3 separate regions of the Homo sapiens genome follow, and all the other regions are linked to region 1. A link is a loop called in an ENCODE intact Hi-C map of the cell type or tissue named here. Cell type or tissue: HCT116. All regions are shown on one strand.

Region 1 (8,000 bases):
AGGAAAGGCAGAGGCACCAGTGTACATTGTGCCACTCCTTTTGAGTCTCAGGCCTCTAGGTTCTCCTGTAATTCAGCATCCACACTGACCCAGAGGGATCTTTTTAAAGGACAGTTTTGGCTTGGCCGCCTCCCTGCTAGAATCCTCCTATGGCCCCACACCTACAGCATAAAATCCAAATCCTTTTGCTCTAATCCAAGCCTTTCATCACCTGGAGCCAGCTGCATCATCTCTAACCACTGGCCCAGGCGGCCAAATTCTGAACCAGGTGCAGCTCTGGACTTCGCATATGCTGTTTTCTGTGCCGGGAAAGTCCCAGCTCTCTCTCTCTCCCTGTGTTATCTGATCTGCCTGCAACACTCAGGTAGACATCACTTCCTTTTAACCACATTATCCCAGCTGCCAAAAATAGGACAGGCTTTGCTGTCAAACCTGGTTTGAATCTCAGTTCCACTAACAGTGGGACCCTGACTAACTCACTTTATCTTTCTAAGCCTCAGTGATTTAAAAATGGGGATAATAGGCCGGGCGCGGTGGCTCACGCGTGTAATCCCAGCACTTTGGGAGGCCGAGGCGGGTGGAACACGAGGTCAAGAGATCGAGACCATCCTGGCTAACACCATGAAGCCCCGTTTCTACCAAAAAATATAAAAAATTAGCCGGGCGTGATGGCACGCGCCTGTGGTGCCACCCCAACCCTGAGGGCCAAGGAGAGAACTCATCCACCAGGAAGGGAGGGGTCAAGAGAAGGGGCCTTGGAGGCCATTTAGAAGGATGGACACTGGACTAAGGGCACAGGTCTGAGTCCTGACCTGCCTAGTGACCTTGGACAGGTCACACGACCTCTCCAGATCTCAGCATTATCTGTAAAATAAGGGCCACATTGGATGACCTCTGAAGGCCCCTTCTTTTGTAACTCCAGGTAATTGTAAGACCCTAGCTTAACTCTGCTTTCCTCCTCCCAGCTTCACGCCATGCAGGCACAGGGGATTCTTTCCAGGATGGCTCCCTGGTCCCAGATGGCTCCTTCTGTGTCCTTGGAACTCATCCTGTTGTTACAGCCAGACCCTGCCCCTGTCTTTTGGTTAACTCCTTCTTGGGAAAACGTCTCAAGTCTTTTTTTTTAGATGGAGTCTCACTCTTGTCGCCCAGACTGGGGTGCAGTGGTATGATCTTGGCTCACTGCAGCCTCCACCTCCTGGGTTCCTGCTATTCTCCTGCCTCAGCCTCCCGAGTAGCTAAGATTACAGGCACATGCCACCACGCCCGGCTAATTTTTGTATTTTTAGTAGAAACAAGGTTTCGCTATGTTGGCCAGGCTGGTCTCGAACTCCTGACCTCAGGTGATCCACCTGCCCTGGCCTCCCAAAGTGCTGGGATTACAGGTGTGAGCCACCACACCCGGACTCAAATCTTATCACCTTTAGTCCAAAAAACTGTAGCAACTTCCGGCTAGTATCCCTCCTGCCTGCTTCCAATTCCACCTTCCACACTGGCAGCCAGAGAGGCTTTTAACATGCAAACATAGTTACACCACTCCTTCATCTGAAACTTCAGGGGTTCCCAAAGGCTCTGCAGTGGTGTGTGTGTGTGTTTTTTTTTAATGTGTGTGTGTGTGTGTGTGTGTGTGTGCAGTGGTTTTCAAAACTTTTTATCTGTTTTGAGCATTAGAATCCTCATCTGACGGAATGTTTCTCAGAGCCCTAAAAATGTCCAACAGTTAAGAAAGATGTTATGCAGACTGAAGAAAAGTGGAAAGCTTGGAACCAGCCTGCTGGGCCTCCCACACTACAGCCTGCAACACACACACAACACACAGCAGCCTCCAAGGCATGGGCACTGAACTGAGGGCTCCACGTACCTTCATAAGAAGCCAGGATAGGCTGGGCACAGTGGCTCACACCTATAATCCCAGCACTTTGCGAGGCAGCGGTAAGCAGATTGCTTGAGCCCAGGATTTTGAGACCAGCCGGGGCAACATGGCAAAACTCTCTGTTTTTAAAAAATTAATTAAAAAAAAAGGAGGCCAGGCATGGTGGCTCACACCTGTAATCCCAGCACTTTGGGAGGCAGAGGTAGGAGAATCACCTGAGGTCAGGAGTTAGAGGCCACCCTGGCCAACATTATAAAACCCCGTCTCTACTAAAAATACAAAAATTAGTCGGATGTAGTGGCGCACCTGTAATCCCAGCTACTTGGGAGGCTGAGACACAAGAATAGCTTGAACCCGGGAGGTGGAGGTTGCAAGAGCCGAGATCGCATCACTTCATTCATTCCAGCCTGGGTGATAGAGTGAGACTCTCTCTCTCTCTCTTTTTTTTTTTTTAGATGGAGTCTCCCTCTGTCGCCCAGTCTGGAGTGCAGTGGTGCAATCTCGGCTCACTACAACCTCCGCCTCCCAGGTTCAAGCAATTCTCCTGCCTCAGCTGCCTGGCTAATTTTTTATATTTTTAGTAGAGACGGTTTCGCCATGTTGGCCAGGCTGATCTTGAACTCCTGACCTCAAGTGATCCACCTGCCTTGGCCTCCCAGAGTGCTGAGATTACAGGCTTGAGCCACTGCGCCCGGTCACCTGGGTCTGTTTTTATTCATCATTGTATCCCTCTGCTTAGGACAGGCATGGGATTATAAATACTTGCTGAGTGAATGAACAAGTCCCTCAATATGCAGATAGGACAAGACTGAGATAGATGACGCCACTTACTTGTCACACTGCAAATCAAGAACTGGGGTCTTTTGATTCTACCTCAGCTCTTTCCATTAAACTTCCCCGATTCCTGTGTTCCCTTCTGTCTTAGTGGAGATCTCAAAACTAATTCTAGATTCCTTGGCTGCCAAGGTCAGTGACTCATCGTACTACTGAAACCCAGCTGGAGGCCCCTTGGTGTTTGGTATCACCAACAGAATATCCTTTATGAGTGTCACCACTGGCATCAGGAGGTTCTGGGGAAAGTGAAACCCTTCAGCATCCTCGTCCTGATGGTTGGCCACAAGAGTGACCTGTTGGTGAGCACTGGGTGACACCACAGGGAAAGAAGCTGGCTGCCTCTTTGGGGCATTGAAACTTCAGCCAAGAGCAACAGTAACATTAGCACAGCCTCTGAGGAGCTCACTCAGTGTATCTGTGAGACTGTGAAGTGGGGGGGACATGGGATCTAACTCAGGGTGGGAGGGAATTTTGAAATGCAGGGTCTCATCCTGGGCCAAGCTTCAGGACGCAGAGGACCAAAGCAAATCAAGGTGGCTGTGCCTGTGCTAGTGACCCTTGGGTAGGACAGCCATCCTCCCTAGAGCCCACAGAACTCTCACAATCCACAAGGGCCATGCTGGGCCCAGGACAGGATGATGCTAGGTGCCACTGAAGGACATGACCCAGAGGTCTGGAAGGCGCCTGGTTTCTTCTGCATGATGGTGAAAACACCAGGATCAAAGATAACAGCAACTAAGAAGAGATGGGCACCTGCACAGACATGCCTATCCTGAGGACAGGGGCCTACTCCCATCCTTTCTCAGGGACAGGGACAAACACAGCTTTCTCCAGGAGTTCCAGAAGAGCAGGTCAAAAAGGGTTTTTAGGCCGGGCGCGGTGGCTCACGCTTGTAATCTCAGCACTTTGGGAGTGCGAGACCTGTCTGACCAACACAGTGAAAACCCCATCTCCACTAAAAATACAAAAATTATCTCGGTGTGGCGGCAGGCGCCTGTAACCCCAGTTACTTGGGAATCTGAGGCAGGAGAATCGCTTAAACCTGGGAGGCTGAGGTGGCAGTGAGCCAAGATCACATCACTGCACTCTAGCCTGGGTGACAGAGCTAGACTCCGTCTCAAAAAAAAAAAAATTAAAAAAAAACAAAAAAAACCAAAAAGGGTTTTTAGGCATATAACATTGCCAAAACAAGGATGCCTCTTCAGTTGAGGGCCGTGAGAGAAGGTCACCCTACTCAATTCTTATGGCCGAGAAGCTGGACTCAAACTCCTGCTGATGTTATGGCCTCCCTTGGGGTAAAATGATGGAAAATCCCTGAGTTTTTCTCAAACACCAAAATGAATAACGATGCTGCCACCTGCTGACTAGAGAGCTACAATCCAGGCTTGCTTGTCCTGACTCCCTCTGGGATTTCAAAGGTACCCTGTCTTTCGATTAATAACTTCTTTATTCTGGAAAAGCAAATGAAAGTCATATTCATATAAACACTGACATTACAAAGTACAGGGAAAAGGGGAAGGGAGAAGGAAACAAAACCCTTTACAAATCCTGCTAATACTGTCTTACCCAAAAAGACCATAATGCTTTGTCCCATATTCAGTCACTTATATAATAAACCACAAATAAAATCTTCTCTGGAAGATACATTGCTCCTCTTTGAGATGGCAGGGAAAAGGGACCGGAAGTTGGGGTAGGAGGCTTTATTCTTTTGGCAGATCCTCTCAGTCATTATAGATATTGCTGCACTGTTAATAAAAAATATATGCTTCTCTGTAAAGCATTAAAAAAAAAAATCCAAGGATGAGATGGCTGAGTTCTCAGCTCAAGTATCTCCAAATACATTGCTGTCCATTCCCTGACCTTTCCGTGTGTTATTTCTTGGTTGTTTTCCGGATCAATGCCATTCTCTGAAAGGAGAGACAAATAAGCAGTTATACAGCAGCAGCTGGAGTCAGGAGCTTTCTGGAACATTCTGTGTGGCTAGCAGGCCTCATGGTCTACACTGTAGGCCGCAGCCCTCAGAGACCTGCAGTCACAAGGCATCTCAGTAGATTCCTTTTAACCAGAGAGCAGTCTGCAAGGCCCCAAGAGATGTTTAGATGGGCTAGTGGACCCATTTCATCCACCAAACTGCTCTAGGCTAGCAGAATGGCAAAAAAGTTAAAAGCAGGAGAAAGTGACAGCTCTTGAGTTTTGGTGACTTAGAGAATAAGCTGGCAAAGCATGTGTTTTCTTTCTTTCTTTTTTTTTTTTTTGAGATGGAATCTCGCTCTGTTGCCCAGGCTGGAGTGCAGTGGCATGATTTCGGCTCACTGCAACCTCTGCCTCCCAAGTTCAAGTGATTCTCCTGCCTCAGCCTCCCCAGTAGCTGGGATTACAGGCACGTGCCACCACGCCTGGCTAATTTTTGTATTTTTAGTAGAGACAGGGTTTCACTACATTGGCCGGGCTGGTGTCAAACTCCTAACCTCAAGTGATCCACCAGGCTCGGCCTCCCAAAGTGCTAGGATTACAGGCATGAGCCACTGCGCCTGGCCAAGCATGTGTTTTCTGGGGTCCCCTGACCCCAATCTTTTCTCCAATGATGGACACAATAGGGAAGGGGCCTCAATTTCAAAGTGTTGCCACACACAAAGGGAGCTGACATTTCACATCTCATGACCTGCATTGAAGGGAAACTGAAGACTAACAACTTCTACCACAGTCCATCATGGAAACACTCAGATCATAGGTTTCATGATCTGAATTCTTTTACTATTACTAGCTACTAGCCAAATTAACAACTTACTTTGTTCATTCTTTTTGACCAAATACCAATATTATGGCATTTGTCGACTAAATAAATAGGGCTGAAAATGGTTAACTTGGGAGCACAAAGTGACAGTCCATTGTTTGCAGGGACTCTCTTCTGAACAGTGCAATCTTTCCATTCAGGAAACTGGTGGCTTCCCTTTAGGGCTTGCTTCGTGAGCTTTACAAACACCGGCTCCAGAGATACCAGGCTATGGCGAAGCAGGGGCACTCAACCAGGACTGCCCAGTTGTGCCTGCTAAGCTTGGAAAAAGCTCACGTTTCAAATCAGAGTAGCCACTTAAGTTAAGACAGAAAGGATAACAGCCTTGTCAGAGGGAGGCCAACACTGCTGTTGGACTGACCAAAGATGGGGATGACTTGCTCCACAGCAGAAGTAGTATTCTCACACTGACTCCTAGGTTCCTTGTTCAGAGGGAACCTTGTTCAAAGGTAAAACCAGGACACAGGCCAGAATGTCCAGCACGGCAGCCTGGATACTACCTCTCAGAACAAGTACAGCACATTTTTGCTTTCTTTAACCTGCCCTCTCTTCATAGGACCATATATGGTGTTGCAATCAGCAACAATGAAGGAAGATTTCATTAAGGAGGTATGGTGGGGCGAGCTGCATCCATATTAGAAGAACCCAGAATCAACAGCTTTAAGTGACACTCAACAGAGTTACGAGAAAAAACAGACCACATGTGGGAACAGCACAGCACCATGTGAATATCTTATTGATCTCCCGGAGACCGCTGCTGCCTCTTGCCCTCTCTGACCCTTGCTCCAGAGAGTGAAGTTTGCTGTGTGGAGGAAGCGAGGCCCCCTAGAAGGTAGCTGTGTGTATCCACTCTGAGACGTAACTCAAGGAATCAGCCCTGGCTGTCCCCAGGGCTCTGGCATTTCCTCACCTGTTTGTGAGCTTCTGTGGTGCAAGCTTTTTTGTAGGGTCGGATTTCTTCAGAGCCAAATCCTGGGATCCACATGTTCCACTGGCGCTCTGCAAGGAAGAAGCCAGCACAGAGATAAACGTACCAAGAAGGCAGTACCAGGAGTGCAATGTGACCCCCTTGGATCAGGGAGGATGAATGTGGGCATCTGGCTACTAACTCCACAAAGGGATTCTATTACAAATAGGGAAAATGGACATGGCTTCTCCAAGGTTTTTTCTTTTTTTTTGGAGACAGGGTCTTCCCACTCTGTCACCCAGAGTGGGGTGCAGTGGCACAATCTTGGCTCACTACAGCCTTGACTACCCCAGCACAAGCGATATTCCCATCCTGGCCTCCCAAGTAGCTGGGACTACAGGCGCATGCCACCATGGCCAGCTAATATTTCTTATTTCTTATATTTCTTTAAGACGGAATTTTGCTCCTGTTGCCCAGGCTGGAGTGCAATGGCGCAATCTCGACTCACTGCAATCTCTCAGGCTTCAACATTGAATATGCCACAGGCTCATTTGCCAGGTTCAAGCAATTCTCCTGCCTCAGCCTCCTGAGTAGCTGGGATTACAGGTGTGTGCCACCATGCCTGGCTTTTTTATTTTTTATTTTTTGGAGATGGAGTCTCACTCTGTTGCCCAAGTTGGAGTGCAGTGGTGCGATCTCGGCTCACTGAAACCTCTGCCACCTGGGTTCAAGCGATTCTCCTGCCTCAGACTCCCGAGTAGCTGGGATTCCAGGCATCTGCCACTGCATCTGGCTAATTTTTGTATTTTTAGTAGAGATGGGGTTTCACCATCTCGGTCAGGCTGGTCTTGAACTCCTGACCTCGTGATCCACCCACCTCGAACTCCCAAAGTTCTAGGATTACAGGCGTGAGACATCGCACCTGGCCTCAGCTAATTTTTTGTATTTTTAGTAGAAACGGGGTTTCACCATGTTAGCCAGGCTGGTCTCAACCTCTTGACCTCAGGTGATCTGCCTGCCTCAGCCTCCCGAAGTGCTGGGATTACAGGCGTGAGCCACTGCGCCTGGCTGTATATTTCTATTTTTTGTAGAGAGGGGGTCTTGTTATGTTGAACTTTTGGGCTCAAGCACATCCTCCTGCCTCAGCCTCCCGAAGTGTTGGTATTACAGGCATCAGTCACCATGCCTGGCTTCCTCCAAGGTTTCTAAAGGACAAAATTCAAGCTTCTTGCAAAGAAAAAGAGGTAATTTAGTCAAAGCTGTGAATGCTGAGACCTAAGGTTTCCATGCAGCTTATCCAATTCACAGAAAATAAATATCATTTATTTCTTTAGTTGTCTTAATCCTAAGGCTCAAAGTAACCCCTCTCACACCTAAGGGACATGAAGGCACTTCAAGCATTCTGGAATTAAGAGCCAAAGCTGAGGTCTGCTGCTTCACTGAGCAGCTGTATGACGCTGGCTCCCAGTTTCTTCATTTTTTATGTAGCTGTAACAACAGTAATAACCACTGACAGGGTGGTTGGGGCATTCAATGACATAAGGCATGTGAAGTATTCAGCCCAGAGCCTAGGGTAAACATATAGGTATGGA
Region 2 (8,000 bases), 750 kb before region 1:
CAGCCGCCCCGTCCGGGAGGGAGGTGGGGGGGTCGGCCCCCCGCCCGGCCAGCCGCCCCATCCGGGAGGGAGGTGGGGGGGTCAGCCCCCCGCCCGGCCAGCTGCCCTGTCCAGGAGGGAGGTGGGGGTGTCAGCCCCACGCCCGGCCAGCCGCCTCGTCCGGGAGGGAGGTGGGGGGGTCAGCCCCACGCCCGGCCAGCCGCCTCGTCCGGGAGGGAGGTGGGGGGGTCAGCCCCCCCGCCCGGCCAGCCGCCCTGTCCGGGAGGGAGGTGGGGGGGTCAGCCCCACGCCCGGCCAGCCGCCTCGTCCGGGAGGGAGGTGGGGGGGTCAGCCCCCCCGCCCGGCCAGCCGCCTCGTCCGGGAGGGAGGTGGGGGGGTCAGCCCCACGCCCGGCCAGCCGCCTCGTCCGGGAGGGAGGTGGGGGGGTCAGCCCCCCCGCCCGGCCAGCCGCCCTGTCCGGGAGGGAGGTGGGGGGGTCAGCCCTCCGCCCGGCCAGCCGCCCCGTCTGGGAGTTGAGGGGCGCCTCTGCCCGGCCGCCCCTACTGGGAAGTGAGGAGCCCCTCTGCCCGGCCAGCCGCCCCGTCCGGGAGGGAGGTGGGGGGGTCGGCCCCCCGCCCGGCCAGCCGCCCCATCCGGGAGGGAGGTGGGGGGGTCAGCCCCCCGCCCGGCCAGCTGCCCTGTCCAGGAGGGAGGTGGGGGTGTCAGCCCCACGCCCGGCCAGCCGCCTCGTCCGGGAGGGAGGTGGGGGGGTCAGCCCCCCACCCAGCCAGCCGCCCCGTCCGGGAGGGAGGTGGGGGGGGTCAGCCCCCCTGCCCGGCCAGTGGCCCCGTCCGGGAGGTGAGGGGCGCCTCTGCCCGGCCGCCCCTACTGGGAAGTGAGGAGCCCCTCTGCCCGGCCAGCCGCCCCGTCCGGGAGGGAGGTGGGGGTGGTCAGCCCCCCCCGCCCGGCCAGCCGCCCCGTCCGGGAGGTGAGGGGCGCCTCTGCCCAGCCACCACCCCGTCTGGGAGGTGTGCCCAACAGCTCATTGAGAACGGGCCAGGATGACAATGGCGGCTTTGTGGAATAGAAAGGCGGGAAAGGCGGGGAAAAGATTGAGAAATCGGATGGTTGCCGTGTCTGTGTAGAAAGAAGTAGACATGGGAGACTTTTCATTTTGTTCTGCACTAAGAAAAATTCCTCTGTCTTGGGATCCTGTTGATCTGTGACCTTACCCCCAACCCTGTGCTCTCTGAAACATGTGCTGTGTCCACTCAGGGTTAAATGGATTAAGGGCGGTGCAAGATGTGCTTTGTTAAACAGATGCTTGAAGGCAGCATGCTCGTTAAGAGTCATCACCAATCCCTAATCTCAAGTAATCAGGGACACAAACACTGCGGAAGGCCGCAGGGTCCTCTGCCTAGGAAAACCAGAGACCTTTGTTCACTTGTTTATCTGCTGACCTTCCCTCCACTATTGTCCCATGACCCTGCCAAATCCCCCTCTGTGAGAAACACCCAAGAATTATCAATAAAAAAATAAATTAAAAAAAAAAAAAAAAAAATGAGTGTCCTCATCAGGACAATACCTTCCTCTCGTTTTAGTGAAGATGGTACTGTTGGTAGTGGTGAACAATCACTAAGCACCTGCCTACCTACCTACCATGTATCCATTTACAGCACGTCATCTAATTCTCATAGCCCCAAGAGGAATTCTGTTTTTATCCCCATTTTATAGATGAGAAAACTGAGACTGAGACTAAACAAACTTCCCTATGAGCCCCCTGTACTGAAGACAGGATTGAAACTCTAGTCTGAATCCAGAGTTTAAGGTGGGGATATGCTTGGTCCATAGGTGGCACACCCTTTAGTTTTTGTATTTTTAGTGGAGACGGGGTTTCACCATGTTGGCCGGGCTGGTCTCGAACTTCGGCCCTCAGGTGATCCAACTGCCTTGGCCTCCCAGAGTGCTGGGATTACAGGCGTGAGCCACCGAGTCTGGCCTGTTTTGTAGTTCTTTAAAAGATGTCCAAACTGAACAACTTACTGGAAGTGTGTTAAAGTATGTTAGATATAGCTGAGATGAAGTCCTTCCTGATGAGAAGGTTATGCCATGCATTTTTTTTCTTTTTCTTTTTTTTTTTTTTTGAGACAGAGTCTTGCTCTGTCACCCAGGCTGGAGCACAGTGGCACGGTCTCGACTCACTGCAACCTCCGCCTCCCAGGTTCAAGCAATTCTCCTGCCTCAGCCTCCTAAGTACCTGGGATTACAGGTACGCACCACCACGTCTGGCTAATTTTTGTATTTTTAGTAGAGATGGGGTTTCACTGTATTGGCCAGGCTGGTCTTAAACTCCTGACCTCGTGATCCGCCTGCGTCGGCCTCCCAAAGTGCTGGGATTACAGGCGTGAGCCACTGAGCCACCATGCATTCTTGCTTTCAGAATCTGAGTTGCAGAGTGAAACTTGGATTGGCATTTCAAAGAAGGCACAACAGAATATACATACCTGCAAGGATTTTTTTTTTTTTTTTTTTTTTTTTTTTGAGACAAAAGTCTCACTCTGTCCCCCAGGCTGAAGTGCAGTGGTGCGATCTCGGCTCACTGCAACCTCCGCTTCCTGGTTCAAGCGACTCTCCTGCCTCAACCTCCCGAGTAGCTGGGACTACAGGCACCAGCCACCATGCCCAGCTAATTTTTGTGTTTTTAGTAGAGGTGGGGTTTTGCCATGTTGGCCAGGCTGGTCTCAAACTCCTGACCTCAGGTGATCTGCCTGCCTCAGCCTCCCAAAGTGCTGGGATTACAGGCGTGAGCCATGGCCCCCGGCTGATATTTCATGTACTTTAAGGGCCCGGTTAAGCGGAAGCAGAACTGGGGAGGCATGTATGTGTGGAAACCTGGCTTAGCTGGCGCCATACTTCTGATTCCAATTATGTTTTAGGTGCCCTCAGAGATGAGCACTCCAAGATGGGGCTCAACTGCCTGTTACCCTAATTAGCTCTGGATGACAATACAGATGGATGAGCCCCTTCTGTTCACTCCCAGGATCAGCAGTGGCCTCATACTCATGTGAGCACAGTGCTGCTGAGGGACACAGCCTGTCCCTATCTTGGGACACAGGCCCACCCCGGATGAGAATTGACTGCTGGTTTCCCCGAAATCCTGTGCCTACTGGTGGGCCACCTGCTGAGAAGGGAAGGGAGACCCATGTTCCCCTCCCCGGGGGGGAGACGGTGGCAAATCCTGTGGAGAAAGACATCTACTGACTGAACGGCCCGTTCCCCAGGGGATCCTGGCCCAGGATCAGCTGTTTGATGACCGTTTGCCTAAAATATGCCCACTACTAAATATAGGTCAGAATTTCAGAGTCAAAAGAGACCTGGGAGGTTCTGTCTAGACCCTTCATTTTGCAAATGAGCAAACTATGGCAGTGAGGACTTGCTTCATTCAACTTGGATGGATCAGACGTCTATGACTTGGGCCTATGGAAGTGCACCACCCCTGCTACCCCAGCTACTACAAGAGGCTCACCTAGAGGGAGACAGCCAGGCACTCAGATGCTGTCTAGACCCTTGACAGCTCGAGTGGAAGGATGGAGCCGGCGAGAATAGCAATAGGAATTTATTACCTGAGGCATGTGGACCATGGTTTTCCCAGCAGAGGGGCCACCATGAGAGGGGTGTGGAAAGAGGACATGGGATGGGGGTGGCTGGTGAGTGGGAGCGGGGAGGAGAGCCTACCCTATAAGCTTTGCTAGGGAATTACCAGGAAGGCACTGAAGGATATTTTTCTTAAAAAAAAAAAAAAAAAAAAAAAAAGACATGCTCAGGTAGATGTTTTGGAAAATGCAGAGAAACTGACATCACACACACCCTCACCTAGAGCAGGGGAGGCTTCCTTGGGAAGGTCTCAGCACGGGCAGTGAATGGTCAGGTTCAGATGATAGAAAATCCATGGGGTAGCAGGTGAATAAGGGGTCCCTGGCCTCTCATGAATCTCTCCACGCAGGGAGACAAGCAGGTGTTCTAGTGCTCTCTTTCTCACAGCTTAGCAGATCTAGAGAAAAGTCCAGGTGTTTCAAGAAGACTGAAGACGGCTGGGCTCAGTGGCTCACACCTGTAATGCCAGCACTTTGGGAGGCCAAGGCGGGCGGATCACCTGAGGTTAGGAGTTCGAGACTAGCCTGGCCAACATGGCGAAACCCCCATCTCTACTAAAAATACAAAAATTACCCGGGCATGGTGGCGCACACCTGTAATGCCAGCTACTCGGGAGGCAGAGGTTGCAGTGAGCAAGATCGTGCCACTGCACTCCAGCCTGGGTGACACTGCGAGACTCTATCACACACACACACAAAAAAGACTGAAGAGAGAGTTCTCCGTTAGTTCTGCCTGTGGGAGGGGAGGGGGGGCTTCAAAGAGCATGACATTGGATGTCTCCACGTGGTGGAGGGGAGGGTGCTCCACGCAGGGGCTACTGTGGGAGCACAGATGGGGCAGAGTGGACTAAAGTCTGGCATATGCCGGGGTGGAGGGAAGGTCCTTGAATGCCTGTGGAGTTTGGATGTTCTCTGTGGAGAGGGAATAAAACCATTGCCTGTTCCCTGGAGGGAATTGGATGCTGAAGCTTCTACCTTTAACAGGGGCATGGGTGCAGTTCCAGCCTCTGCCAGCAGGCTGGGCCCTGTGCCCACTTTTGAAAGACCTTCAGGGCTGTGGGGCATGAGATGAGAGAGGGAGGGAAGATAATCTGGCTCACTGCCGGGCACTTTATGTGACTTACCTCCTTAATTCCCCCGGGCACAGCCCTGAGAGGAGGTTGGCAGTGTCTGCATTTTACAGATGGGGAACTTGAGGCTCAGGGTACACAGACCCAGGTCACAGCCCTGGCAAGCCATGCAGTGGGGATTCTAGCCCGGCCCTGAGGTTTTGGAGCAGGGACGGTGCAGGGGAGTCTCCAGCCCAGGCTCCTCCCCTGCTCTTTCCACATCTGTGACAGGCTCTGGATTTTGTTCCCTGAGTTTTTTTCCTTCTCGAGTTCCTGTCCCCTCTGTCTCTATCTCTGTCCCCTTTGTGGTATGTGGGGCTTCAAGTACTACTGAGTCTCCACAGCTGTGCCAGGTTGGGCCTGGGCAGCTCCCCATAGAGGCTGGCGCCCATAGCCAGGGGCAGGGTTACCAGCAGGAAGTGCACCCCTGAGCCCCTCACCGCGGCTCCCAGCCTGCCTGCCTCGGTGGCCCCCACATCCCCGCCTCCCCAATCAAGGCATCTGCTCCCACTGTGCCCCATCCTGTTGGCAGCAGTCCTCCCTCTCCTTTGGGTCACTGGCAGCAGCATCCAGACTCACCATTACTGTCCTCTCCTTCATGGAAAATTAAGCAAACCCTCTTGATTCCACTCCCCGCCAGCTGCCCCAGCCGCCCTCCCATTTCTCTGCTCCACTTTCTGTCCCTAGTTCCTCTCCTCCATTTGCTGTTGAACCTACTCCAGGCAGGCTCTTCCCCCAACACTCGCTCCCTCCACAGTTGGTCATGTTTGCTTCTCTGCGGCCCCTCATTTCCCTCTGAGTGAGAGCCAGCCTCACCCTGCCCTGCACGCCGTCACCCTCCCGTCACCTCTCTGCTTCCCCTTGCTCGCTCCCCTATAGCCCATGGGCTTCTGGCTGCTCCTTCCACCCTCAGGGCACATGCCTGCCCTGCCCCTGTGGCTGGGCCTCTCTCCCAGGCATCAGCAGGGCTCCCTCGCTCCCTGTCCCTACGTTGAGAAAGAGAAAAGCAGGCCCTGACCTCCTGGAGCCCGCCTGGAGCCCAGCGGGGCTTCGGTATTCTCCAGCTGAACCTAAATGACTTCACAGGACATCAGCAACAGACAAACCACCTGGGACCACGATGGATCACGACACAAACAGGGCCACTCCACAGTCATGTCTGAGCACAAATAAAACATGAACAATGTCCAAGCCACAAAAAGGACCAATCATCCCTGCAGTGGGTGTTGACCTGTAGGCCCTAAAACATTCATCCAGGACCTCAGAATGTCACAGTTGAAGTAGGATCTTTGCAAGTGTAATTAAGGTAAGGATCTTCAGATGAGATCGTCCTGCATTAGGATGGGCCCTAATCCAGGAATGACCTAATAGGAGACAGAAAAGGAGGCCGGGAGTGGTGGCTCACGCCTGTAATCCCAGCACTTTGGGAGGCCTAGGCGGGTGGATCACGAGGTCAGGAGTTTGAGACCAGCCTGGCCAACATGGTGAAACCCTGTCTCTACTAAAGATACAAAACAATTAGCCGGGCATGGTGGTGTGCGCCTGTAATCCCAACTACTTGGGACGCTGACGCAAGAGAATTGCTTGAACCCAGGAGGCAGAGGTTGTAGTGAGCCAAGATCACACCACTGCATTCCAGCCTGGGCGACAGGGAAGACTCCATCTCAAAAAAAAAACAAAAAAAACAAACAAACAAAAAAAAAAACTGGAAAAGGAGAAGACGGGGACACAGAAGGAAAGGCCATGGGAAGATGTGGAGGTTAGAATGATCTGTCTACAAGCCAAGGAGCACGAGGATTGCCTCAGAGCTTTCAGAAGGAACCAACCCTACAACACTTTGATTTCTGGCCTCCAGAACTGTGAGAGGATACATTTATGTTGCTTTAACCTGCCAAGTTTGTAGTCATTTGTTACAGCGGACCCAGAAACGAATACAATCCCCCTGTCCTGGCTCATAGGAGACGCTGTTGCTTCTTACTGATCACAGCTCTAGCTTTGGTCTAGTCTTGCCTCCCTCTAGATAAAATGTATTAATGTCCTCAGCCATAGAAATACCCTTGCTTCTGCACAGCATCCAATCCAGAGTGAAGCCCTGCTTTCTTTTTTCTTTCTTTGAGATGGAGTCTCACTGTCACCCAGGCTGAAGTACAGTGGCATGATCTCAGCCCACTGCAACCTCCACCTCTCAGGTTCTAGTAGTTCTCTTGCCTCAGCCTCTAGAGTAGCTGGGATTACAGGCACGCACCCCCATGCCTAGCTACTTTTTGTATTTTTATTAGAGACGGTGTTTTACCATGTTGGCCAGGCTGGTCTTGAACTTCTGACCTCAAGTGATCCACCCTCCTCAACGTCCCAAAGTGCTGGGATTACAGGCGTGAGCCACCATGCCCAGCCCGAAGCCCTGCTTTCTTAAGCACTCAAAAGTCATCTAACCCAAATCCTGTAAGTCCTTTCTAACACAGCTTACTGAGTTGCCCCACAGTTTCCCATGGCATGTGCTATCCCTATGATAGCACATAGTCACGAACCCAACTTACTCAGATGCCCCTCTGTTCCTGGGAGTCTGTGGCTGGAGGGCATTGACAACGTCTTGGCCCCAAGGCTAACATCTCAATGAGGCCAACCCTCCTCACTCCCAACCCCTTATCCCCGACCTCCCACTTGCTCCACTGTTCCCACAGCACCATCCCCTCTACCACACACCACCCTACGGTGGTATCGTTTACTTATTGACTGCATATTGTTTATGGTCTGCCTTTCCCCTCCCCTCACTTGAGTGTAAGCTCCACTAGGGGCAGGGGCTGTTGTCTGTTTTGATTCCCAGTGTATTCAAAATGGCTGGAACAGCCTAGCACATCGCTGGCACGCCATAAAAATTTGTTGAATGAATGAATCGATGTTGGGACAGGAGCAAACCAAGGAAGCGCCTAACCAGCCTGGCCACCAGAAGGCTTCGCTGGAAAAGGGCTGTCAGGGCTGGGATCTGAGGGATAAATAAAGGTTATCCAAGCACAAGAGTTGGGAGGAGAGGCCGGGCGCAGTGGCTCACACCTGTATCCCAGCACTTTGGGAGGCCGAGGTGGGTGGATCACTTGAGGTCAGAAATTCAAGACCAGCCTGGCCAACATGGTGAAACCCCGCCTCTACTAAAAATACAAAAAATAAATAAGAAAGAGTGGGAGGAGTATTCCAGCCATGTGCAAAAGGCTGGGGAAGCGAGGAGGTGTTTCAGGATTGAGGAAATGCAAGTGCTTTGATG
Region 3 (8,000 bases), 240 kb before region 1:
TTATAATTACTTTCTTTTTTTTTTTTTTTTTTTTTTGTGTGTGGAAATAGTCTTGCTCTGTTGCTCAGGCTGGAGTGCAATGGCGAGATCCCAGCTCACTGCAACCTCTGCCTCCTGGGTTCAAGCAATTCTCCGGCCTCAGCCTCCCAAGTAGCTGGTATTACAGGCACCTGCCACCACACCCGGCTAAGTTTTTTTGTATTTTTATTAGAAACGGGTTTTCACCGTGTTGGCCAGGCTGGTCTCGATCTCCTGACCTCAGGTGATCCACCTGCCTCTGCTTCCCAAAGTGCTGGGATTACAGACATGAGCCACTGTGCCCGGCCTATAATTACTTCTTAAACTATTCCCTTCCTTTCTGAACTGTGAATTCCCAAAGGAGAGGGATAGTGTCTGTTTCATTTATTCCTGTCTCCAATGTCTAATAGTCTCTTGGTTCATAATATTTTGGGTGGACTGTTCTCGTTAACTCTGTGAAAAAAACAAGATAATAATGCACATAAATACAGAGCCCAACATTTAGCAAACTCTTAATAAATGAGATTTGTTAGTAGTATTAACAACAGAGTATTGTACTGAGTTTACTTGCCTTGAGAAAACTAATGGGAAGAGCAACAAATTAAGATAGGTATTGTGAATCTAGCTCCGTATCTCACTTGTGATATGCCCTTGACGAAATGTCTGTTCTTCTCATTTTTCCACTATTTAAATGAACATAAGATATTCATCCTGGTGTCCCACTTAACTTGGTTGCCGTAAAGTCTGCCTTTTGCCAGACCACACCTGAAATGCTGTCCTGCGTGCCCCCAGTTTCTAGATTCCATACTATCCTTGTGCTTCTCTGCCTTCTCAGCTATTATTGACCCCTGACCTTTCTCCCTTCTATTTCTGTCTAGCTCCTCAGTTTGTTACACCAATTGGCTACCTCCCAGCTTTTAGCTTTGAAATACATTTGTCCTCATGATAAAGACCAAAATCCTTAAGATGCTAATGGAAGCCTCATCTTCTTCCTGCTGTCTTGCTCACTGTGCTCCGGCCACCTGGCTACCCTGAGGTTTCCCAGAGGCACGAATCTCCCTGACCAAGGCCTTTGGACCCAACAGTCCTTACGCTTGGAGCAGCATCCCCACCTCTTTATCGGATTCACCCCCAGTCAACTCCTGTTTCAGCTTTAGCAGCACTTCTTCAGGGAGCATTACTTAGCTTCCTTGGAAGAAATTAGGTTTCTCTGTTATATGCCACCTTCCGTATAGATCAGTGTAATACACTGTCAGGACTTCACATTTTATTGTATTTTATTTAATTCTTTTCTTGTCTTTTCTTTTCTTTTGAGACAGAGTCTTGCTCTGTCGCCCATGGTGGAGTGCAGTGGTGCAATCTCGGCTCACTGCAACCTCCGCCTCCCGGGTTCAAGCGATTCTCCTCCCTCAACCTCCTGAGTAGCTGGGATTACAGGCACGCGCTACCGCATCCGGCTAATTTTTGTATTTTTAATAGAGACAGGGTTTCACCATGTAGGCCAGGCTGGTCTCGAACTCCTGACTTCAGGTGATCCACCTGCCTTGGCCTCCCAAAGTGCTGGGATTACAGGCATGAGCCACCACGCCCGGCCTTATTTATTTCTTAATTTACAAAAATTGTTTCCAGGCTGGGCATAGTGGCTCACACCTTTAATCCCAGCACTTTGGGAGGCCTAGGCAGGCGGATCACCAGAGGCCAGGAGTTCGAGACCAGCCTGCCCAACATGGTAAAACCCTCTCTCTACAAAACAAAAAACCAAAAACCAAAATTAGCCGGGTGTGGTGGGTGTGCCTGTAGTCCCAGCTGCTCAGGAGGCTGAGGCAGGAGAATTGCTTGAACCTGGGAGGCGGAGGTTGCAGTGAGCCGAGATCCACCACTGCATTCCAGCCTGAGCGACAGGGCCAGACTCCGTCTCAAAAATAAATAAACAAATAAATAATTTGGCCGGGGGCACGGTGGCTCACGCCTGTAATCCCAACACTCTGGGAGGCCGAGGCGGGTGGATCACGAGGTCAGGAGATCAAGACCATCCTGGCTAACACGGTGAAACCCCGTCTCTACTAAAAATACAAAAGCCAGGCGCAGTGGCTCACGCCTGTAATCCCAGCACTTTGGGAGGCCGAGGCGGGCGCACCACGAGGTCAGGAGATGGAGACCATCCTGGCTAACACGGTGAAACCCCGTCTCTACTAAAAATACAAAAAAAAATTAGCTGGGCGTGGTGGCGGGCGCCTGTAGTCCCAGCTACTCGGGAAGCTGAGGCAGGAGAATGGCGTGAACCCGGGAGGCGGAGCTTGCAGTGAGCCAAGATCTTGCCACTGCACTCCAGCCGGGGCCACAGAGCGAGACTCCGTCTCCAAAAAAAATAAAAAATAAAAATAAATAAAAATAAAAATACAAAAAATTAGCCGGGCATGGTGGCGGGCGCCTGTAGTCCCAGCTACTCGGGAGGCTGAGGCAGGAGAATGGCGTGAACCTGGGAGGCGGAGCTTGCAGTAAGCAGAGATGGTGCCACTGCATTCCAGCCTGGGGGACAGAGCGAGACTCCCTCTCACAGATTAAAATAAATAAAAAATAAAATAAAATAAAATAATAAAATAAAATAAATAAAATAAAATATAAAATAAAATTAAAACATAATAAAAATTAAAAAAAATCTTTTTTGAGACAGGGTCTCACTCTGGTTGCCCAGGCTGGAATGCAGTGGTGCGATCTCGGCTCACTGCAGCTTCGACCTCTCAGGCTTCAGATGATTCTCCCACCTCAGCCTCCCAAGTAGCTGGTACTACAGATGCGTGCCACCACACCCGGCTAATTTTTTGTATTTTTAGTAGAGACCGAGGTTTCGCCATGTTGACCCAGGCTGGTCTCAAACTCCTGGACTCAAGCAATCCCCTCGTCTCAGCCTCCCAAAGTGCTGAGATTATAGGCGTGAGCCACTGCGCCCGGCCCAGAGACGGAGTTTAGCTCTTTTTGCCCAGCCTGAAGTGCAGTGGTGCGATCTCAGGTCACCGCAACCTCCGCCTCCCGGGTTCAAGCGATTCTCCTGCCTCAGCCTCCGGAGTAGCTGGGATTACAGGCATGCTCCACCACGCCCAGCTAATTTTGTATTTTTAGTAGAGACGGGATTTCTGCGTGTTGGTCAGGCTGGTCTCGAACGCCTGACCTCAGGTGATCCGCCCGCCTCGGCCTCCCAAAGTGCTGGGATTACAGGCGTGAGCCACTGCACCCGGCAGATCTTCACATTTTAAAAGAGAAATTAAGAATTCAGACTTGAATGTAAAATTCCTGGGGTTAAAATGTAAATCACTGTGGGCCAAATATCTGTAGGTTAGTGACTGCCTATGGCCTGCCTATTTGCAACCTGTGCTGCTCAACCTTTAGCTATACTTGGTAAGTATTTCTGTGTTAATCATCACTCCATCATCATTCCACTTATTAACTGTCCACTCCATGCCAGGCACTGTCTTGGTGCTTTACGCAGATGATTTCATGTAATCTCCAAAACCATCTGTGAGGTCAAGTAAGGTTCAGAGAGGTTAAGACGCTTGCCCACGGTCAGGAAGTGGTGGAACCAGATGCTATAGGTCTTTCCAATAGACTTTTGTGTGTCCAGGTACAATTTGTCAGTTTAGAATGGGAGGGCCTTGAATCTTAAATTCAGCTGGAAAAAAAAAAAAGGATGAGAGAGGCTCTGAAGCTCTGCCTGACAATGACAACAACCATTAATATTTGTTGCGTGCTCACTGTGTGCCAGGCCTTGTGCTAAGCGCTTTATGTGATCTAATTTAATCCTCACAACACCTATGTAAAGGAGCTGCTGTTATCATCCCCATTTTATAGATGAGGAAACTGAAGTGTAGAATAGGTATCTGATTGCTGTGCACGGTGGCTCACGCCTGTAATCCCAGCACTTTGGAAGGCTGAGGCAGGCAGATCACCTGAGACCAGGAATTAGAGACCAGCCTGGCCAACATGGTGAAACTCTGTCTCTACTAAAAATACAAAAAATTAGCCGGGCATGGTGGCAGGCGCCTGTGAGGCAGGAGGATTGCTTGAACCCAGGAGGCGGAGGCTTCAGTGAGCCGAGATCACACCATTGCACCCCAGCCTGGGCAACAAGAGCGAAACTCAATCTCAAAAAAAAAAAAAAAAAAAGAATAGGTATCTGATTTACCCAAGGTATAGAACAGGTATCTGATTTACCCGAGGTAAAGACAGAATTCAAATGCAGACAATTGAATGCCACAGCTCCCTGCTTTTAGCAATTTGGTTTTGTGGCAGATTATGGGATGATGACAGCAAAAAGGGAGAAATCTGTAAATCAGTCTTTCTCCAATCCAGAGCCTAATAGAGGACTCAATTGAAAGAAGAATCCCACCAGGTACTTCCAGGAACCTGATATTGAGAGATGTGGCCGGCAGGTGGCAGCAACATTCATAGTTTCTTCTCTAAATTCAGCAATGTTCAAAGCTATAGAGAGGAAACTATAAATTCACACTCATCATTTGCATATTATCTTCTGATGGGCCCAATCCATTCTTTGCCAATAAATGTGACTTTTAGTTTCTTAGCTCAGTGAGAACTGCCAGGCTTGAGAGAACCCTCAGGATTTGAAGCTGCAGTGAAATCATCCAATCCAACAAGCATCGTGGTGATTTTATTTATTTATTTTATTATTATTATTTATTTCTTTTAGATGTAGGGTCGCACTTTGTCGCCCAGGCTGAAGTGCCATGGTACGATCATAGCTCACTGTAACCTCAAACTCCTGGGCTCAAGCGATTTTCCTGCCTCAGCCTCCTGAATAGCTGAGACTGTAGGCATCCACCACAGCTGGCTCATTTTTATTATTTTAATTTTTATAGAGATGGGAGTCTTGCTGTGTTGCCCAGGCCAGTCTTGAACTCCTGTGCTCAAGAGTGACCCTTCTGGCCGGGCGTGGTGGCTCACGCCTGTAATCCTAGCACTTTGGGAGGCCAAGGCGGGAGGATCACGAGGTCAGGAGATCGAGACCATCCTGGCTAACATGGTGAAACCCAGTTTCTACTGAAAATACAAAAAATTAGCCAGGTGCAGTGGCAGACGCCTGTAGTCCCAGCTACTCAGGAAGCTGAGGCAGGAGAATTGCTTGAACCGGGAGGCGGAGGTTGCAGTGAGCCAAGATCGTGCCACTGCACACCAGCCTGGGCAACAGAGCGAGACTCCATCTCAAAAAAAAAAAAAAGAGTGAGCCTTCTGCCTTGGCCTCCCAAAGTGCTGATCCAGGCCCATTATGGTGATTTTAAACTGTTCAGTGGAACTGTATTTTAGTGATTCCCAACCCTTTTTGAGTTTGCGTTTTAAAAAATTATTTGGCTGGGTGTAGTGGTTCACGTCTGTAATCCCAGCACTTTGGGGGGCTGAGGCAGGTGGATCACCTGAGGTCAGGAGTTTGAGACCAGCCTGGCCAACATGGTGAAACCTCGTCTCCACTAAAAATACAAAAAATTAGCTGGGCATGGTGGCATGTGCCTGTAATCCCAGCTACTCTGGAGGCTGAGGCAGGAGAATCGTTTGAACCTGGGAGGCAGAGGTTGCAGTGAGCCGAGATAGCGCCATTGCACTCCAGCCTAGGGGGATAAGAGTGAAACTCCATCTCAAAAAAAAAAAAAAAAAAATTCAATAGCACAAAAGGGTATACGGTGAAAAGCCAATCTTTCTAGCATACTTACCCCAAATCCCACTATCTTCCTACCCCAGAGGAAAGCTGTGTATTCTTTCAGGTTTAGACTGAATAGAAAAGTATATGCATGGGCAGGTGTGGTGGATCACGCCTGTAATCCCAGCACTTTGGGAGGACGAGGCGGGAGAATCACTTGAGCTCAGGAGTTCAAGACCAGCCTGGGCAACATGGCAAAACTCTGTCTCTACAAAAAACACAAAAAAATTAGCAGTGTATGGTGGTGTGCACCTGTAGTCCCAGCTAGTTTGGAGGCTGAGGTGAGAGGATCACCCGAGCCTGGGAGGTCAAGGCTGCAGTGAGCCATGATCGGCTGCTGCACTCCAGCCCTGGTGACAGAGTGAGACTCTATCCCAAATAATCCTTTTAAAAAATGGCGATCTAAAAATATACACGGCCAGGTACAGTGGCTCATGCCTGTAATCCCAGTACTTTGGGAGGCCAAGGTGGGTGGATCACCTAAGGTCAGGAGTTCGAGGCCAGCCGGACCAACATGGTGAAACCTCATCTCTACTAAACATACAAAAAATTAGCCGGGCATGGTGGTGGCAAGGGTTAGGGATCACTAAAACACAGCTACTTGGAGGCTGAGGCAGGAGAATCGCTTGAACCCAGGAGGTGGAGGTTGCGGTGAGCCGAAATCACGCCATTGCACTCCAGCCGGGCAACAACAGTGAAACTCCATATCAAAAAAATAAAAATAAAAATAAAACTATACACTTATAGAAGAAAATTTAGGGGGACATTTTTGTGATCTTGGATTAGGCAAAGATTTCTTAGATATGATACCATCCATAAGATTAAAAAATGGAAATATTGGACTTACTCAAATATTTTATTTATTTATTTTTATTTTATTTATTATTTTTTTGAGATGGAGTTTTGCTCTTGTTGCCCAAGCTGGGGTGCAATGGCCCGATCTCGGCTCACTGCAAACTCCTCCTCCTGGGTTCAAGCAATTCTCCTGCCTCAGCCTCCTGAGTAGCTGGGATTATAGGCTTGCACCACCACGCCCAGCTAATTTTTTTGTATTTTTTAGTAGAAATGGGGTTTCACCATGTTAGCCAGGCTGGTCTTGAACTCCTGACCTCAGGTGATCTGCCCGCCTCAGCCTCCCAAAGTGTTGGGATTACAGGCGTGCGCCACCGCGCCCAGCTAATTGTTTTGTATTTTTAGTGGAAACGGGGTTTCACCATGTTAGCCAGGCTGGTCTTGAACTCCTGACCTCAGGTGATCTGCCCGCCTCAGCCTCCCAAAGTGTTGGGATTACAGGTGTAAGCCACCATGCCTAGCCTTCAAAAATTTTAAATTCTGCTGTGTGAAAGATTCTGTAAAGAGAATGAAAAGACAAGCCACAGGCCGGTCGCAGTGGCTCACACCTGTAATCCCAGCACTTTGGGAGGCCGAGTTGGGTGGATCACGAGGTCAAGAGATCGAGACCATCCTGGCCAACATGGTGAAACCCGTCTCTACTAAAAATACAAAAATTAGCTGGGTGTGGTGGCATAGACCTGTAATCCCAGCTTCTCGGGAGGCTGAAGGGCTGAGGCAGGAGAATCGCTTGAACCTGGGAGGCATAGGTTGCAGTGAGCTAAGATAGCGCCACTGCACGCCAGCCTGGCGATAGAGCAAGACTCTGTCTCAAAAAAAAAATAAATAAATAAAATAAAGAAGAAGGAAAGACAAGCCACAGATTGGGAGAACATATTTGTAAATCACATATCTGATAAGTATCACCTGCAAAATCTCCTCTCATTCCCCCTTCTAGACACTGCTCTCTCACCCCAAAGGGTAGCTGCTATCCTGGCCTTGAACAGAATATTTTTGCTTGTCTTGTATTTTATCCACATGAAATCAAACATAGTACTGTGGTCTGGCTTCTTTCACTTAACATTATTTGTGAGAATCATCTATATGGTTGAGTATGGTATGTTATAGGGCACAAAAGGCGTAAGGGACAACAAACATTTTGCAAAGAATTTTTAGCACCACTGAGTTTTCTGTCAAGATGATAGCTAGCCATTATCTTGAAAACTAGGTGATGGACTGGATCTAATGGAGCACATGGATGAATCTGAGCACTGCAAGGGATGGTCTGGGAGGTTTTGTACCTTTCCTTCCATCCTCTCAGCCTTCCCAATGGGCAAAGCTTTTGAAAACAATTCAGTGAGGGCTTCAATTCTCCTTGTATCTTTCTCTCTGTTCTGGAGCTTTTCCTAAACCATAATGTAGGATACTGGTGAGTGCCTACCCAGAA

What was found. Hi-C counts contacts between places; a loop is a spot of excess contacts. Peaks named below come from ENCODE experiments on the same cell type or tissue, not always from the same donor. Only the 100,000 strongest peaks of a DNase experiment are listed, where the experiment ranks them.
Region 2: it touches region 1 in a loop (9-fold over the local background); 2 of 110 quality-filtered maps call a loop at or near these places.
Region 3: a loop joins it to region 1, with 5 times the contacts of the local background. A loop is called at or near these places in 52 of 110 quality-filtered maps.

The regions. Positions count from the first base shown.
Region 1 is chr1:28,598,961-28,606,960 of GRCh38, forward strand. It overlaps TAF12 (TATA-box binding protein associated factor 12), which reads right to left. Exons shown (of 6, transcript NM_005644.4): 5 at 6,412-6,500; 6 at 3,890-4,614. The coding sequence ends at 4,579. Among named protein-coding and RNA genes, the nearest start is that of RAB42, 11 kb to the left of the region's middle. RefSeq lists enhancers at 113-694, 3,479-3,979. In HCT116, a CTCF peak has its summit at 4,065 (motif pointing left); DNase peaks (open chromatin) are centred at 2,851 and 4,069; H3K4me3 peaks cover 803 bases; H3K27ac peaks cover 2,518 bases.
Region 2 is chr1:27,853,573-27,861,572 of GRCh38, forward strand. No RefSeq gene overlaps it. Among named protein-coding and RNA genes, the nearest start is that of THEMIS2, 15 kb to the right of the region's middle. RefSeq lists an enhancer at 2,966-3,260. In HCT116, a CTCF peak has its summit at 4,653; a DNase peak (open chromatin) is centred at 4,669.
Region 3 is chr1:28,355,400-28,363,399 of GRCh38, forward strand. No RefSeq gene overlaps it. Among named protein-coding and RNA genes, the nearest start is that of PHACTR4, 10 kb to the right of the region's middle. In HCT116, a CTCF peak has its summit at 4,433 (motif pointing right); a DNase peak (open chromatin) is centred at 4,484.